2 separate regions of the Homo sapiens genome follow, and region 1 is linked to region 2. Evidence: chromatin loops called from intact Hi-C (ENCODE). Cell type or tissue: Caco-2. All regions are shown on one strand. Links, peaks and the distances in the headings refer to the core of each region. The heading gives the core; the rest is flanking DNA.

The links. A loop is a pair of places that touch in the nucleus more often than their neighbours do. Peaks named below come from ENCODE experiments on the same cell type or tissue, not always from the same donor. Only the 100,000 strongest peaks of a DNase experiment are listed, where the experiment ranks them.
Region 1: a loop joins it to region 2, with 7 times the contacts of the local background. A loop is called at or near these places in 1 of 110 quality-filtered maps.

What each region holds. Positions count from the first base shown.
Region 1 is chr7:98,795,895-98,801,274 of GRCh38, reverse strand. No RefSeq gene overlaps it. Among named protein-coding and RNA genes, the nearest start is that of TMEM130, 71 kb to the left of the region's middle. RefSeq lists an enhancer at 4,806-4,865. In Caco-2, for the core only: no CTCF peak of the experiment used is centred there; a DNase peak (open chromatin) is centred at 2,817.
Region 2 is chr7:98,091,774-98,097,153 of GRCh38, reverse strand. No RefSeq gene overlaps it. Among named protein-coding and RNA genes, the nearest start is that of LMTK2, 12 kb to the left of the region's middle. In Caco-2, for the core only: no CTCF peak of the experiment used is centred there; no DNase peak of the experiment used is centred there; H3K27me3 peaks cover 154 bases.

The DNA of each region.
Region 1 (5,380 bases), core at 98-5,097, 700 kb before region 2:
CGTGTAGCAAAACTACCTCCAAAGAGCCATATTATGATCTCTCATAGTCCTGTGGGTTGGCTGGGCTCAGCAAGGCAGTTCTTCTGGTCCCACTAAAGCTTTTCGTGTGTTCTAGTTAAATAGTGGTTGGGCTAGTGTCATCCATAGACTGCTCACTGTAGTGCCAAGATCTCACTTCTCTATGTGGTCTTCCTGGAGAGCACCTGGACTTTTTAGATGATGGCTCATAGCTTCCAAAAATTTAGAATCTAAGAGGGAAGACGTGGAAACTCACAGTCCTCCTAGCTCTAAAAGCTGAGCCCCAGTTGTGCCTTTTCTGCTACCCTGCAGACATAAAGCTGGTTCAAAGTGGGAAAGAACCTATTTCTGAATAAGGTCACACCCTGAGCTTCCAGGTGGACATGAATTTTGGGTGGGTGCTACCTCTGTCAGTCCGTTCTCACACTGCTGTAAAGAAATATCTGAAAGTCAAAAAATAACACATGCTGACAAGGTTGCAGAGAAAAGGGAACACTTATATACTGTTGGTGGAAGCGTAAATTAGTCCAACCATTGTGGAAAGCAGTATGGTGATTCCTCAAAGAGCTAAAAGCAGCACTACCATTCAACTCAGCAATCTCATTACTGGGTATATAACCAGAGAAATATAAATCATTGTATCATAAAGACACATGCACATGAATGTTCATTGCAGAACCATTCACCATAGCAAAGACAGGGAATCAACCTAAATGTCCATCAGTGACAACCAGATAAAGAAAATGTGGTACATATACACCATGGAATACTATGCAGCCACAAAAAAAGAATGAGATAATGTCTTTTGCGAGAACATGGATGAAGCTGGAGGCTATTATTCTCAGCAAACTAATGCAGGAACAGAAGACCAAATACTGCAAGTTCTCACTTATAAGTGGGAGCTAAATGATGAGAACTCATGAACACAAAGAAGGGAACAACACACACTGGAGTCTACTTGAGGGTGGAGGGCAGGAGGAGGGAGAGGAGCAGAGAAATAACAATTGGGTATGGGCTTAATACCTGGTTGATGAAATAATCTATACAACAAACCCTGATGACGCGAGTTTACCTATGCAACAAACCTTCACTTGTGCCCTTGAACCTAAAATAAAAGTTAAAACAAAGGAAATGCCTGAGATTGGCTAATTCATAAAGAAAAGAGGTTTAATTGGATCATGGTTCTATAAGCTATACAGGAAACACAGCAGCTTCTGCTTCTGGGGAGGCCTCAGTAAGCTTCCAATCATGGTGGAAGGTGAATGAGGATCAAAGTATCTTACATGGCTGGAGCAGGAGGGAGACAGTGAGTGGGGAGGTGCTATGCACTTTTTTTTTTTTTTTTTTGAGATGGAGTCTTACTCTGTCACCCAGGCTGGAATGCAGTGGCGTGATCTTGGCTCACCACAACCTCTACCTCCTGGGTTCAAGTGATTCTCCTGCCTCAGCCTCCTGAGTAGCTGGGATTACAGGCATGCACCACCACGCCCAGCTAATTTTTGTATTTTTAGTAGAGGTGACATTTTGCCAAGTTGGTCAGGCTGGTCTCGAACTCCTGACCTCATGATCCACCCACCTTGGCTTCCCAAAGTGTTGGGATTACAGGCGTGTAATCCTGGCCAGCTACACACTTTTAGACAAGCAGATCTCACCAGCACTTACTCATTATGGTTAGGACAGCACCAAGAGAGAAATCTGCCCCCATAATCCAATCAGCTCCTACCAGGTCCCACCTCCAGCATTGGGGATTACAACTGAATATGAGATCTGGTGGGGGCACAGATCCAAACCATATCACTATCCAACCCACTGCAGGAGATAACAACCTAGGCTCATGGAGATGCTGGAGGCCAGAATCCAATTGTGCAAAGAGCATGCTTAGTATGGGACCGGCAACAGAAGGGGTGCTCAATACATGCAGGTCGTTATTGTTACACACAAACAAGAGATGCAAAAAACACTGCCCTGCGCCTTCCCAACAAACACTCCTCCAGGGGAAACCAGGAATCAGAGCTGAGTAAATGTGGAAATGTACTTTTGCAGACTCCACAAAGCTAAACTCCAATTTGTCTTTTTTTGAGATGGAGTTTCACTCTTTTTTTTTTCCCCAGGCTAGAGTGCAATGGCATGATCTCGGCTCACTGCAACCTCCACTTCCTGGGTTCAAGTGATTCTCCTGCCTCAGCCTCCTGAGTAGCTGGGATTACAGGCATGCGCCACCACACCTGGCTAATTTTGTATTTTTAGTAGAGATGAGGTTTCACCATGTTGGCCAGGCTGGTCTTGAACTCCTGACCTCAAGTGATCTGCCCGTGTTGGCCTCCCAAAGTGCTAAGATTACAGGTGTGAGCCACCGCGCCTGGCTCAAGCTCCAATTTGATTTAGATCCGTGCATTTCGGGCTTAAGGAATTTATATTTACATAGTTGCATCATCATCTTCAGCATTCAAGCACATGTTATCTGGCAGAAACCGTGCAAAGTATCTTCCATGAGTGATCTAATTTAATCCTTACAAAGAAGGTTCAATTATTATCCCTATAAAAATGGAGAAGAGGGGCCGGGCGCGGTGGCTCATGCCTGTAATCCCAGCACTTTGGGAGGCTGAGGCGGGCGGATCACGAGGTCAGGAGATTGAGACCATCCTGGCTAACATGGTGAAACCCTGTCTCTACTAAAAAATACAAAAAATTAGCTGGGCGTGGTGGCAGGTGCCTGTAGTCCCAGCTACTCAGGAGGCTGAGGCAGGAGAATGGCGTGAACCTGGGAGGCAGAGCTTGCAGTGAGCTGAGATTGCGTCACTGCATTCCAGCCTGGGTGACAGAGCTAGACTCCGTCTCAAAAAAAAAAAAAAAAAAAAATAGAGATGAGAGAAATGACACCCAGAGATGTGATTGCCCACCCCAGGTTACACAGTGGGCAAGATGGGTGCTGGGACTTGAATCCTCTAAGTCCAGGGCCCCTGCCCTTCACCAGAATGAAAAGAGCCTTCTCTCTCCTGCTCTTCCTGGCAGAAGCATTTGTCCTCAGAAAGGATAAAGACTTGGTCTATGCTGGGTGCGGTGGCTTATGCCTGTTATCCCAGCACTTTGGGAGGCTGAGATGGGAGGATTGCTGGACCCCAGGAGTTCGAGACCAGCCTGGGCAACATAGAGAGACTCCATTTCTTTTCTATTTTTTTTGAGACGGAGTCTCCCTCTGTCACCCAGGCTGGAGTGCAGTGGTGCAATCTCAGCTCACTGCAATCTCTGCCTCCCAGGTTCAAGCGATTCTCATGCCTCAGCCTCACAAGCAGCCTGGAACTACACACACCACCACGCCTGGCTAATTTTTGTATTTTTAGTAGAGATAGGGCTTTGCCATGTTGCCCAGGCTGGTCTCGAACTCCTGAGCTCAAGTGATCCGCCCACCTCGGCCTCCCAAAGTGCTGGGATTACAGGTGTGAGCCACCGCGGCCGGCCAGGAGACACTCTATTTCTACAAAAAATAAAAAAAAATTAGCCAGGCGTGGTGGTGTGCACCTGTGGTCCCAGCTACTCTGGAGACTGAGGTGGGAGGATCACTCGAGCCCAGGAGCAGGAGGCTGCAGTGAGCTATAATGGCGCCACTGCACTCCAGCCTGGGGCACAGAGCAAGACCTTGTCTCCAAAAAAGTTAAAAATAATTGTTTAAAAAGACTTCATGGACAAGAAGCTGCTCTGTCTGTCCATTTGGCCACATCCAGTCCTCAGGGCTCTCAACTCAGGCCCAGCATCCCTTGCTCTGCCCCATCTGCAAATGTGCAGTGACAGCATCTATACTCCTGAAACCCTCCGTCGGCCTCTGACACAGCGGAACACGAAGAACACCCTTGAGCTCCTTGGCCTCCTGCGTGGCATCAGCCCCATGCCTCCCAAGGGCCCCATTATCTAAATTTAATCTCATGTGACAGGTGCCCAGAGCTGTTTCTGCCTGGTGATTTATGGAGACAAAGTGGGCCCCCTTCCAGACCGAGGGTAGTCTGCCCCAGCACCAAGATATGTGGGAGAACTGGTTCCAGGTTTGCCAGGCACCCAGGGCGACACCCACTTGTCCGTTCTGCCCATCCTGGGGACAGCAAAGTCCCTGGGCTACTTTGGAGTGGCTTTTTTATTTTTAAGTGCAAATACTTTTATATTCAGCCCCTGTAAAGCTATCGGATATTTGAAAAAATTGTGTATTTTTGTTGTTTTCTTTTTGAGACGACGCCTTACTCTGTTGCCCAGCCTGGAGTGCAGGGGCATGATCACAGCTCACTGCGGCCTGAAGGTCCTGGGCTTAAGTGATCCTCCGGCCTCAGCCTCCCGAGTACCTGGGACTACAGGTGCACGCCACCATGCCTTGTTGCTTTTTAATTTTTTTTTTTTCTTTTGTAGGGACAGGGTCTCACTATGTTGCTTAGGCTGGTCTTGAACTCCTGGTCTCAAGCAATTCTCCTGCCTCAGCCTCTCAAAGTTCTGGGATTATAGTGTGAATCACTGCACCCAGCCATAAAAACTTTTTTTGTTGGTTTGTTTTTGAGACAGAGTCTCACTCTGTTGCCCAGGCTGGAGGGCAGTGGCATGATCTCGGCTCACTGCGACCTCCACCTCCCAGGTCCAAGCAATTCTCCTGCCTCAGCCTCCTGAGTAGCTGGGACTACAGGTGTGGGCCACCACGCCCAGCTAAATTTTTTTGTATTTTTTTAGTAGAGACAGGGTTTCACCATGTTGGCCAGTCTGGTCTTGAACTCCTGACCTCTAATGATCCACCTGCCTTGACCTCCCAAAATGCTAGGATTATAGGCATGAGCCACCACGCCCAGTTGAAAGTTTTTAAATGTGAACCAAAGAATCTAGTTTTAAGAACTTAGCTAGGAACAAGTGAGTTCTTACTCACATAATGGAGTTCTCCAAATGAGTAACAGGAAGTGTAAAATGAAAGGCACGTCCCTTAGAGATTTGAAATTCTTCTGTGGCACAGTCCTGGCTGTGCTCTTTATTGAAGAAGTCTGCAGTCATTTTCAGAATTCACTCTAGAAGCTGACTTTTTAATTTGGGCATCCATAAACTAGTCATGGCAAAAGACACACAAACAAAAACACCATCACGCCAAAAAGGATGAAGAGCCAGGGATCCAACCAGTAGGAGAGCTCGGGAAGCGCGTTTGCTCTGGACTGAGGCCTGGCCACTTCTGGGGACCATCCTAGCCATCTGCCACGCGCCCACCTCCACCTCCTTCCTGAAGACCCGCCGCAACCCTAGCACTTGAAAAAGCCCTACTTATTCATTTTTGTTGTGGTAGAATAAACACTATGAAATTTACCATTTTAACCATTTTGAGTGTACAGTTGACCAGGTGTGGTGA
Region 2 (5,380 bases), core at 246-5,245:
AGAGCTGAAAGACAAAGACTGTCAAACAAGAATTATATGTCCAGTAAAGCTTCAAAAATAAAATAAATATCAAGACATTTCCAAATACACAAAAACAGAGTGAAATTGTTGCTAACAATGTTTACTACAAGAGATACTAAAGGGAGTCCTTTAAACAGAAATAAAGTCACTATTCAGAAACTTGAATTCACATAAAGAAATAAAAAACACCAGGAGAAGGAAACTATATCACTAAATATAAGAATATAAATATAAATGTATTTTTCTTTATAACTTTCTTTTCTCCTATCTGATTTAAAAGACTACTACATAAAGCAACAATTATAAAACTGGCAGAGGGACTTATATAAAGATATAATTTGTATGACAATAATAGCACAAAACATGGATGTGGGAAGAGAGCTATACTGGAGCAACGTTTTAAACACTATTGAAATTAAGCTGCTATTAATCGTATCTAGCTTGTTTTAGGGTATTATGTTAATTGTAATTTCTAGGGCAACCACTAAGAAAACTCGAAATATATATTTAAAAACAAGTAACAAGTGAATTAAAATTGTACACTAGAAAATATCTACTTTAGACAAAAGTGGGCAGTAATGGAGGAATAGAGGAATAAAAAGCACATAAGACATATAGAAAATACATAGCAAAATGACAGACATAATCCTATTTTGCTGATGAGCAGCACAGTAACTCACACCTGTACTCCCAGGGATCTGGGAGGCCAAGGCAGGAGGATCACTTAAGCCCAGAGTTTGAGACAACCCTGGGCAACATAGTGAGGCTCCATCTCTACAAAAATTGTTTAAATTAGCTGGGTGTGGTAGCATGCAAATGTAATCCTAGCTTCTCAGGAGACTGAGGTGAAAGGATTGTTTGAGTCCAGGAGTTTGAGGCTGCAATGAGCTATAATTGCACCACTGCACTCCAGCCTGAGTGACAGAGTGAAACCCTTACTTTAAAAAAATTAGTAAATTATCATCATCATCTTCATCGTATCTTATTGATAATTACATTAGATGGAAATGGACTTATCACTCTAATCAAAAGGTAGAGATTGGCAGAATGAATAGGAAAACATCATTCAACTATATGCTGTCTACTAGAGACACATTTTAGATTCAAAGCAAAATAAATTTAAAGTGAGATAAAAGAAAACCAGGAAAAAAGCATCTAAAAGAGAGGTTGAGTGGCTATACTAATATCAGACAATAGAATGTGAAACAACAAGAAAAAGAAGGATATTTTATAATGATGGTCAATCTATCAAGAAGATATTACAATTATGTAGAAGCATGCGCCTAACTACACGGCTTCAAAATACATGAAGCAAAAACTGACATAATTGAAGAAAGAAATAGACGATTCAAAAAATAATACTTTGGACTTCACTACCCCACTTTTGGTAATAGATAGAACAACTGGGTAGAAAGCCAAGGACACAGCAGACTTGAACAACACCATAAATCAGCTAGACCAACAGACATCTATAGTACACTCCAGTCAAGAACAGAAGAATATATACTCTTCTCAAATGCATCTGGAACATTCTTCAGAATAGACCATATTCAGGGCCACTTTTAAAGCCTCAATAAATTTAAAAGAATTAAAATCTAATAAAGTATGTGTTCTCTGACAAGAGTAGAGTGAAGTTAGAAATCAACAATAAAAGGAAGTTTGGGGAATTCACAAATATGTGGAAATTAAGCAACACACTCTTACATAACAAATGAATCAAGAACTCACAAAGGGATGGAGTGCAGTGGCTCACACCTGTTATCCCAGCACTTTGGGAGGCCAAGGTGGGTGGATCATGACGTCAGGAGTTTGAGACCAGCCTGGCCAACATGGTGAAACCCTGTCTCTAGTAAAAATACAAAAAATACCCAGGCATGGGTGGTAGGCGCCTGTAATCCCAGCTACTTGGGAGGCTGAGGCAGGAGAATTGCTTGAACCCGGGAGGTGGAGGTTGCAGTGAGCCAAGATCATGCCACTGCACTTTAGCCTGGGTGACAAAGCTAGAAAAAAGAAAGAAAGGAAGAAAGAGAGAGGGAGGGAGGGAGGGAGGGAGGGAGGAATCACAAAGGAAATTAGGAAATAATTTGAGATAAATGAAAATGAAAACACAACATACAAAATTTATAGGATGTAGATAAAGTGGTGCTTACAGAGAAATGTATAGCTTTAATCACCTAAAGTATAAAAGAAGAAATATCTTAAATTAATAACCTAGTGTTCCACCTAAGAAACTAGTAAAATATGGAGCCAAGTGTGGTGGTATGCACCTATAGTTTATAATCCAAGCTACTTGTCAGGCTGAGGCAAGAGGATCACTTGAGCCCAGAAGTTCAAGACAAGCCTGGGCAACGTGAGATCCCATCTCAAAAACAAACAAATAAAAAAAGAAACTAGGAAAAGAAGATCAAACTAAACCAACAGCTAGGAGAAGGAGGAAATAAAGATTAAACAGAAATAAATGAAGTAATAGAGAAAAGACAACAAAACCAAATGTTTATCCTTTGAAATGATTGACAAAAATGAAACTTTTAGCTAGACTGACCAAGAAAAAAAGGAGATAAACCTCAAATTACTAAAATAAGAAATGAAATACAGGATACCACTACCAACCTTACCGAAATAAAAAATAATTATAAGGGAATATTATTAACAGCTGTATGCCAACAAATTAGGTAACCTAAATGAAATAGACAAATTCCTAGAAAGACACAACTACTAAAACTGACTTAAAAAGAAATAGAAAGCCTGAATAAACCTATAAAGAGTAGAGACAGAATTAGTAATCATAAAATTTTCCACAAAGAAAATCCCAGGCCCAGACAGCTTTATTACTGAATACTTCAAAACATACATTAATAGAAAGGAATGACACCAGTCCTTTACAAACTTTTCCAAATAATAGAAAAGGAATCCTGTCTCATTCTATGAAGCCAGCATTGCTCAAGAAAACTATTTACTGATATCCCTTATGGATATAGATGCAAACATCCTTAACAATACACTTGGAAACAGGATCTAAAAGCATATGAAAAGAATTACACACCATGACCAAGTGAGATTTATCCCACGAATGCAAACTTGGTTTAACATATGAAAATCAATCAATGTCAACATATACCATATTAGTAGAATAAAAGACAAAAAACACATGATCATCTCAATAAGCATGAAAAAAGCATTTGACAAAATCCCTTTGATGATAAAAACACTCAACAAAATAGGAATGGAAGAGAACTTCTTTAACATAATAAAGCACATCTATGAAAACCCTATAACAAACATCATACTTGCTATATGACTGAATGTTTCCTCCTAAGATCAGGAACAAGACAGGGATGTCTACTCTTGTTACTTCTATTTCACATTATATTGGAGATTATAGCCAGGCAATTAGTCATGAAAAAAAATGAAAGGTATTCAGACGTAAAAGGAAAAAATAAAACAATCTCTGTTGACCAATAACAATATCCTCTTGTATGTAGAAAATACCAAGGACTCCATTAAAATACTATTTGAACTAAGAAATGAGTTCAACAAGGTTGCAAGATACAGCTCAATACAAAATCAATTGTGTCTGTACACTAGCAATGAGAAATCAAAAAAGAAATTTAAACAATTCAGTTACAATAGCGTCAGAAAGAATTAAGTACTTAGGAACAAATTTAACAAAATACTTAGGAATAATTTATACTCTGAACACTATAAAACATTACTGGAAGAAATTAAAGATCTAAATAAATGGAAAGACATCACATGTTCATGGATTAGAAGATGTAATGTTGTTAAGACAGCAATACTCCCAAACTGATTTACAGATTGAATGCAGTTCCTATCAAAATCCCCAAAAAGCTGCCTTTTTGGCAGAAATTGAGAAGCTGATTCTAAAATTCATTTTGAGTTCCAAAAGATCCACTATGGACAAAACAATATTGAAAAATAACAAAGTTGGAGGACTCACATGGTCTGATTTCAAAACTTACTACAAAGCTACAGTAATGAAAACAGTGTGGTACTGCATAAGAAGAATTAAGATAGATATAGATATCAATGGAATAAAATTGAGAGTCCAGAAATAAACCCTCACATTTACTGTCAATTCATTTTATGCAAGGTTGTCAAGACAATTTAATGGAAATAATGGTTTTTCAATAAATGGTGCTGGGACAATTCACATGGAAAGAATGGAATAAACTCCTACTTTACACCATATAAAAAATTAACTCGACTACTCTGGGCATGCTGCTTATGGGTTAGCCGTGATCTGCAAGAAGCAGTTTAAAAAATTTACTCAAAATGTCCTAAATGTAAGCGCTAAAACAATAAATCTCTTAGGAGAAAACCTAGGTATAAATCTTCATCACCTTACATTAGGTAATGTTTTTGTAGAAAGCACATCAAAAGCACAAGCGAAAAAAAAAAGATTGGACTTCATCAAAATTAGCCTTCATCAAAATTAAAGACTTTTGTATTTGAAAGAACACAAGTGAAAATGCAACCCACAGAATGTGAGAAAATATTTTCAAATCATGTATCTGATTAAGGACTTGTGTTCAGATATATAAAGAACTCTTAACTCAATAATAATATAAATAAAACTAATTTTAAAATGAGCAAAGGATTTTTTTTTTCCTTTTTTTGAGACAGAGTCTCACTCTGTTGCCCAGGCTGGAGTGCAGTGGCACAATCACGGCTCACTGCAACCTCCGCCTCCTGGGTTCAAGCGATTCTCCTGCCTCAGCCTGCTGAGTAGCTGGGATTACAGGCGCCCACCACCACACCCACCTAATTTTTGTATTTTTAGTAGAGAGGGGTTTCACCATGTTGGCCAGGCTGGTCTTGAACTCCTGACTTTGGGTGATCCTCCCAACTTGGCCTCCCAAAGTGCTGGGATTACAGGCATGAGCCACTGCACCCAGCCAAATGGGCAAAGGATGTAAATACACATTTCTTCAAAGAAGATGTACAAATGACAATAAGCACATGAAAAGATGTGCAACATCATTAGCCATGAGGAAAAGGCAAATCAAAATCATGATGAGATACCCCTTCACACCCACCAGGATGGGTATAATAAAAAAGACAGACAAGTATTAGGAAGAATATGGAGAAATTGGAACCCTCACTCATTGCCCATCAGAATACAAAATGGTTCAGGTTAGCTGGGCACAGTGGCTCACGCTTGTAATCCCAGCAATTTGGGAGGCTGAGGCAGGAGGATCACTTGAGGCCAGGAATTCAAGACCAGCCTGGGCAACATAGTGAGACCCCAATCTCTACTAAAAATTAGACCAGTAAGGTGGTGCACACCTGTAGTTGCAGCTGCTTGGGAGGCTGACGCAGGAGGATTGCTTCAGCCCAG